Linked DNA regions of Homo sapiens: region 2 is linked to region 1. A link is a contact called in ENCODE Hi-C or POLR2A ChIA-PET data. All regions are on one chromosome and are shown on one strand. Each heading gives the region's core, a stretch centred on a gene start or an enhancer-like site at or near the end of the contact. The rest is flanking DNA. Distances are from core to core; before and after follow the strand shown. Region 1 overlaps NXPE3 (neurexophilin and PC-esterase domain family member 3). Region 2 has its middle 42 kb from the start of RDUR.

The links. A loop is a pair of places that touch in the nucleus more often than their neighbours do. ChIA-PET counts read pairs that join two places held with the same protein, here RNA polymerase II (POLR2A). Pooled maps may share reads with other maps.
Region 2: a loop to region 1 is called in a pooled map, with 2.4 times the contacts of the local background. The contact joins two enhancer-like sites. A Hi-C loop is called at or near these places in 1 of 168 maps with a recorded cell type or tissue (B cell), 2 of 37 single-sample maps with no recorded cell type and 6 of 50 pooled maps. POLR2A ChIA-PET finds 5 or more read pairs at or near these places in 1 of 52 experiments (activated CD4-positive, alpha-beta T cell).

Annotation. Positions count from the first base shown.
Region 1 is chr3:101,807,536-101,811,260 of GRCh38, forward strand. The region is part of intron 6 of NXPE3 (neurexophilin and PC-esterase domain family member 3); the gene reads left to right. Among named protein-coding and RNA genes, the nearest start is that of NXPE3, 30 kb to the left of the region's middle. Within about 2 kb of position 1,841, at least 5 of the 41 ENCODE cell types and tissues checked have a DNase peak (open chromatin) inside an H3K27ac peak, as active enhancers do.
Region 2 is chr3:101,897,445-101,901,188 of GRCh38, forward strand. No RefSeq gene overlaps it. Among named protein-coding and RNA genes, the nearest start is that of RDUR, 42 kb to the right of the region's middle. Within about 2 kb of position 1,412, at least 3 of the 41 ENCODE cell types and tissues checked have a DNase peak (open chromatin) inside an H3K27ac peak, as active enhancers do.

The sequences.
Region 1 (3,725 bases), core at 591-3,090:
ATGGTCTTGAATTCTTGAGCTCAAGCAATCCTCCCACCTTGGCCTCCCAAAGTGCTGGGATTACAGACATGTGCACGGCCGAGTTTTGCTATTTAAGCTCATGTAAAAGTTTTCTTCTCTTGCCAGCCCTCTTCTGTTTGGCTCCTCAAGAGTCTTTTGAACAACCTTGTCCAATATGATAGCAACTAGTCACTTGTAGTGATTCAAATTTAAATCAATTAAGATTAAATAAAATTCAAAATCTAGTTATTTAATCACACATGCCCAATAACTATATGTAGACAGCATTTTATGTAGAATTTATCCATCATCTCAAAAAGTTGTGTTGGACATTGCTGCTCTAGAGATATGGGTAAAATTATCATGGAAATGTTTAAATCATCACAAAAAGTTGTGTTGGACATTGCTGCTCTAGAGATATGGGTAAAATTATCATGGAAATGTTTAAAATAACATTGGGTTGGAGAATAGCAGCTCTTCTCAAAGTGTGGTCTGTGGATCAGTGGCATCAGCATTACCAGGCAACCTGATAGAATTGCAAATTCTCAGGTCCTATCTCAGATGACTGAAACAGAAACCCTGGCTGGTGGGGCTGAGCAAGAAAGTTTTAACAAACTTTTCGGGTGACTCTGATTTATTGGTGTAGAATATTAATAGTAAAAGAACAAAATTCAGAGCAGTAAATGTAAATTTTGCAGAATAGATATAATTAGCTATCGTGATTTTTAGAAAGAAGGGATGAATGTTACTAGTGAGGCTTATGCAGATGGCGGGCAAGGTCCTTCTAGCTTTTAAAAGTATATTAACTAATAGTACTGCACTCTGCAGATGTTGGCAAACCCTTTTGCTGCAGGGGCTTGATATTTAATACCTGTGGATCAAGCAGAGTGGATATTAGCCACAAGCCTTGTATGAGTGGTGGGGAAGGAACTGAAGAGCAAGGACCATCTCAAGGGGCAGCCTCTTTTCAGTTTCTGCTGCTTTGTTACCATGTAGAAACAAACCCTGTATGCCCAGCTCCGTAGATTTGTTTTTCCAAGAGAAACCAGAAACTTTGATTTTTTAACTGTGATATCTCCATATTTTAGAACATTGACATCCAATTCAAGACTTTGAAAATATTGTATGGGCTAAATAAAATCTGTTTGGCCCATATGCAGCCAGGGCACTGCCAGTTTATATCTCTTGTCTCTAGTATCATATGCCACAAGAATTCCCAGTCTTTTCCTGATGAAGAGCTGTTTTTGATTTACTTGAACCAAATGAATTACTAATTTTAGAGGATATATATATATATATATATATATATATATATATATATGAGACATTTATCTTTTATCTGTTTGGGCCTCAACCCTGAGGTCAAGATGTCAGTAGACAAGGTGTCCTTCAGTAGTACTGCGCTCTAAACACTCTCCATGTCCGACATCTTCAGGAGGCCCTGTCTCCCACTACTGGATCTGTCCTTCTTCTCACAGACTCGACTGGCTTGCCCTTATTGTGATGTCCCTAGGTGTCCCAGGGATGGTCAGTGGGAGGAACTTTGGAAAGTTTACCTGTACCTGACAAGTCTTGAGGATTAGCCAGGAAGTGGCTGTGGGTTTATGATGTACTCTTCTGGTTAGAGGGAAGATAGATTTGGTAATTAGTGAGCCTTTTGATATATTTTTAGAGGAAGAAAGTAACTATGAATTAGTAGGAGCAGAATATCCTGGTTTTGAATAGGAAAACCATCTTGTTGTAACAGGTATATAACTGGAAAGAAAAGAGAAGGGCAATTGATTTATGGACTATGGAAGGAACCCAGCTTGGCAGAACTTCATTGAATTTCACTCTGTGGACCAGCAGGGGGCATTCAAAGACCCTAAATCAAGGGCTCATAATTTTTTTTCCTTCTTTTGCTTCATTCTATGCAAACATTCTGTTTCTGCTTAAACTTTCACCAACTAATTTTAGCATTCATCAAGGTTCATCAGATCTTGCCTGTGGCAATGATTTCTGTGGAATTCTAATTGTGACTTTTAATGTCTCTCATTCTTTCAACATTTATTAGTTGGAATTCTTTTGCAAAGAAGAGTTGTCCCTTCTTCATTTTAAGTATTTATATCAGTGTAGACTCATGAAAATTTCATTCCTTGGAATGAAGGAAAAAAAATTATAATCCAATCCAATTCAATCATTATTTTATTTGCTTTTATTTTTGCTCAAATTGTTCCAGTTTTGGCAGTTGGGGAACACTTTCAGTTTGGCTTCTTTGTGCCCTTTTGTCATCCTGTGTGCTGTCATCCTTTTGTTTGTTTTGAGCACTTCCTTAGTTTCTGGCACCACAAGATATTTGAGGCTTGTCTTGTATTTTCTTTGCCTTAGCCTTAGAAGGGGTTTACAGTATTTCTACTTTTATTTCACTTATGAATCCTATATTTTGAAGTTTTTTCCCTGTGAAATTGTATTTATGTATTAGCTAATTAATATTCTTACAAGGTAAAACTATTGTTAAGATTCATATTTAGATTGCCTGAGATTGGCAGTGCTACTGCTACTTGTGGGCATAATTCCAGTCAAAAGCAAGGAAAAACAGTTTTTAGTTCTAGCTGACTACCTTTTTAAGAGCAAGCATCTGGTTTATGTCAGGTTTTCCCAGTGCCAGAATTACTGCTGAGTTTTCATTAGTACCTGTAATGTAGTCCCCAGATTATCACAGCTGAGTGGCTCAGGGACCTTGACAGATTCTGACCTCATCAACAACTTGAGGTTATATTTTTTGGGGGAACTTACTGAGAGTTTAGAATAAGACTTGATCTAATAGCAACAGTATAGATAAGAACAATGAAGTTTTACATTTGTGTGTATCTTTGTAGCTATGGCAGGTTGAATACTAAGATGACTTCCAGTGATCTATGCTCTTACATAATCTCCTTCCCCTTGAGTTGTGGCAGCGACATGTAAATATGATGGTATATAATTCCTATGATTTGATTATGTTATATGACAAAGTTGACTTTAAGAGAGTGGCATTATCCTAGGTAGACCTGACCTTAGATCAGATAAGCCCTTAACAGGGGCCATGTTCTTCCTGAAGAAATTCAAAGTGTAAGAAGGATTCCATGTGAGGGAGATTCTTTGTTGTTGGTTTTAAAGATGAAGGGGGCCACATGGCTAGGAATATAGGCAACTTCTAGTAGCTGGAGAGCATCTCCTGGCTGATAACCATCAAGGAAATGGGAAACTCAGTCTTACAACCACAAGTAACTGAATTCTGGCAGCAACTTGAATGAACTTTTTTTGTTGTTTTTTTTTGTTTGTTTGTTTTTGAGACAGAGTCTTGCTCTGTTGCCCAGGCTGGAGTGCAGTGGTGCGATCCTGGCTCACTGCAAACCTCTGCCTCCTGTGTTCAAGCGATTCTCGTGCCTCAGCCTCCCAAGTACCTGGGATTACAGCCACACCTGGCTAATTTTTCTGTTTTTAGTAGAGACGGGGTTTTCACTGTGTTGGCCAGGCTGGTCTCGAACTCCTGAGCTCAAGCGATCTACCCACCTTGCCCTCCCAAAGTGCTGGGATTACATGCGTGAGCCACGCGCCCGGCCTTGAATGACCTTTTTGAAGGCTTTTCTCCAGAGAACACAGCCCTGATAATAGCCTGATTCAACTTGTGAGACTCTGAGGAGAGAACAGAGTTATGCGATGTCCCAAACTCCTGACCTGCAGGTCTGTGGGTTAATAAATGT
Region 2 (3,744 bases), core at 162-2,661, 89 kb after region 1:
TGGCAGGAAAAAGTTAAGGTGGGGAGTGCCACACTTTTAAACCATCAGCTCTCATGAGAACTCACTCACTATCATGAGAACAGCATGGGGAAAATCTGCTCCCATGATCTAATTACCTCCCACCAGGTCCCTCTCCTGACCTGTGGGATTACAATTCGACATGAGATTTGAGAAGGGACACAGAGCCAAACCATATCAGCTATTATGAGTAATCTTCTATGAGCATTCACATACAAGTTTTTGTGTGGATGCACATTTTTATTTCTCTTGAGTAGATACCTAGAAGAAGAATTGCTGGATCTTATGGTTAATTTATGTTTAACTTTTAAACTGTTTTCCAAAGTAGCTGTACCATTTTACATATCCTGCAACGATGTATGAAGGTTCCAGTTTCTCTATGTCTGTACCAACACTTGCTATTGCCTGCCTTTTGGATTATAGCCATTTTAATGGGTGTGCAGTGGTATCTTACCTTGGCTTTAACTTGCATTTCCCAGCTGGGTACAGTAGCTCATGCATGTAATCCTAGCATCTTGGGTGGCTGAGGCAGGCAGATCATTTGAGCTCAGGAGCTTGAGACCAGCCTGGGCAATGTGGTGAAACCCTGTCTCTACAAAAAATACAAAAATTAGCCAGGCAAGGTGGCACACACCTGTGGTTCCAGCTACTCAGGAGGCTGAGGTGGCAGGATCGTTTGACTCCAGTTGAGGCTGGAGTGAGCCGTGATTGTGTCACTGCACTACAGTCTGGGTGACAGAGTAAGACCCTGTCTCAAAAAAAAGAAAAAAAAAAGAATTTGCATTTCCCTAGTAACAAATGATGTTAAGCATCTTTTCTTGTGCTTATTGGTCATTCAGATATCTTCTTTAGTAAAATGTTTATTCAAATGTTTTGCCCACTTTAAAAATTGAGTTTTCTTCTTACTATTAAATTGTAAGAGTTCTTTATATATTCTGGATACAAGTCCCTTACCAGATACATGACTTACAAGTATTTTTCTCCCAGTATGTGATTTACCTTTTTATTTTGTTAATGGTATCTTTTGAAGTGCAAAACTTAAAAAAATTTGATAAATTCCAATGAATGTTGATTCGTTTTGAATTAATTTTTTGTGTATGATGTGAGATAAGGGTTTGGATTCATCTTTGTCTTTCTGTATATCTAATTATTGCAGCACCATGTGTTGAAAAGATGGCTTGTCTTTTGCTGGCTTCACTTTTATTTTATTTTATTTGTGCCTTTAAAGAAAAGGTGAAGTAGGCATAAATAATTTATGAACAAAAATGAAGATGGTCTCTGTGTTGAATTTCTAAATGCTTACATGAGAGAATGAGCATCATCAGACTGACGTGTTAACAATAATTTGAACCACAATTTTATTTTGTTCTCTTCTTCTTCCCCATTCCCTCCCCAACCCTGTAGTTAACATCTGCTTCTCTCCTGTAAGAGGAAGTGAAAGATTTAGGTCAGGCCCCAAACCAAACTATCTTTACTGCACTCTTCCCTTTTAAGAAAAAAAAAACCCACCCTGCTGGGTCCGTTTAGCACTAAATTACCCTACATCAACGGTTCTATTGTGATTTTTGGAAGTTGGCCTTCCCCCGGAAGCAGAACTGCTGTTGCTGGGACTGGGTGTTATGAAATCAATCTAGCTGGTCACTTTGAAGGATGCTGACAGGAGTCAAGAGAGACGATCCTTCAAGTATCACAGGACTTTCCCTTATATTTGCTTTACAGATGAATTTCTTACAAGAAATATCTCAGAGGAATATTACCAGAGCTGGAGATCTTCCACATTCAGATCCTACATGTATCTGTGGTGCTGGGCAGAGGTAACCCCAAGTAAGAATAGGTTCAGTTGACTGATACAAGGCAGCAAGACTGGCATCCTTGGGGAAGTCTGTCTCTGGAAAGATATTATCCATCCTGCTATCTTAAGTCATTATAAAGAACAGGATGATTGCATCTTCCTTTATGGATATGTACTGGGTTCCTCTCTTTTATGGTGCTGACCTAGCAGCTATAACTGGGGTATCTTTCTACTCTGGCTTTGACAAATATCCCTCACAATCAGGGCTGTGGCATAATAATGATAAAAATCATAGCTAATATGCATATAGCATATACCTTATTATATACCAGCAACCCTTTTCCTGTCTTACATATATTAACTCATATAACTGTGTCTTGGCTATACGTATTAAAATGAATTATTGAGAGGAGTAGTGATATAGAAGCAATTGACATATTATTTGGACTGTATGGGGAACTCCATCTCCTAAAAGAGCTTTGAGACCAGAAGGAAAGGCCTGAGACAGTACTTGAGGGGTAAAGGTGAACAGAAGGGTTGTTTTTTAGGGTCTCATATTCTTTCATCTCTAGAACTCATTCAAGACAAAAGTTACAGGGAGAAGACACTGATCTTCATTTCCCAGCTTTGGTTAGACATATTCTTTTAGAATCCTTCTTCAAGGGCCTCCAGAATCCCTGTCATCCCTCATTTCCAGGCATTCACCTTAGTGCCTGCTTTCCCTGCTGTGGCATGGGGCCATTCCCCAGCTATCCAGGTTTGTCCTTGGCAGGTTGGGGTCTCCCTCGATGCTTTCCTGTCCTGTCTTTCAATGTGACAACTGTTTGCTAGAAGGGGGCAGTTTCAGCATTAAGGGTGAGGTCCTGTAACATTTTAACTCACTGCTGGCCCAAACAAAAGATTTCACCAAGTTTAAGATTTTAGTAATATACAAACATTTTGGCTTATTTTAGGCTATTAGCCAGTTTGTTCCATTTTAGTATAAGATTCAGAAGCTAGTTTCTGGGAGAAAACGAAAGGAGAGGGGAGAGGCTGAGGGCATACGGTGTCTGAAACAAGAAGAGCTGAAAAGGAAGGAAAGATTGGAAAGCCTTTGTCTACATCAAAATTTTGCTGAGGTCTTTCCCTGACAGAAAGGCTAATAAGAGATGCAGGTAGGTCCTTCATTCCTGCCCCCAGATCACACCAATGTTATTAACTATGGTCTCCTACAAACCGTGCACTCAACTTTGTTGTCTAACACAGGAGAATGACTCAAATGAGGGGAATGTCCAGACCCATGAAAGTCAGGTTATTGCAAATGGAGGTAGGCAACTAGTTTTAGACAGGTGCTTCCAGAGAAGACATGCTTTAGATGGCAATCTCCTCACTGATACATGAAGGCAGACCCTGCCAAGCTGGGTATATGATCAAGATGGTCTTAAAGTTCCCCTCAGCTTGACTAAATTTTAGACAGGCTTCTTCCCGAGTATAGGCCCTTGAGCTCTCTTTTTCTTAGAGCATGTACTTCATTTTTCCTTTCTTTTTTCCCCCCTTTTTCATAGAACTGTAGTTCAGAAGGAAGAATATTTACTGTAGAAAGCTTGTAATTGTAAATTCTTTGGCCCTCTGAGAGGTCAATCTTCTCCCAACCTCTTGCAAGTTTTATAACCCAGGAATGTCTTTCACAAGGACCTGGGAGCCGCCACTTTGCAATGTAATTATCAAGAAAGACAGCTCCCCTATTTCCCAGTCTCTGTGGGACCATAGGAGCCTAGCTTTAATACATGAACAAGCACCAGCTAGCAAACACAGATGGCCTACTCCCACTGGCCAGCGCTAATGTCCTCTAGTACTTTTCTATTTGCTCACTCCAGTGCTTAAAAATTCTCCCTCTTTTTGTTTTCAAGTTTAACCATTCTCCCCTATTGCAATAGACTTGACTCCTATGGCAA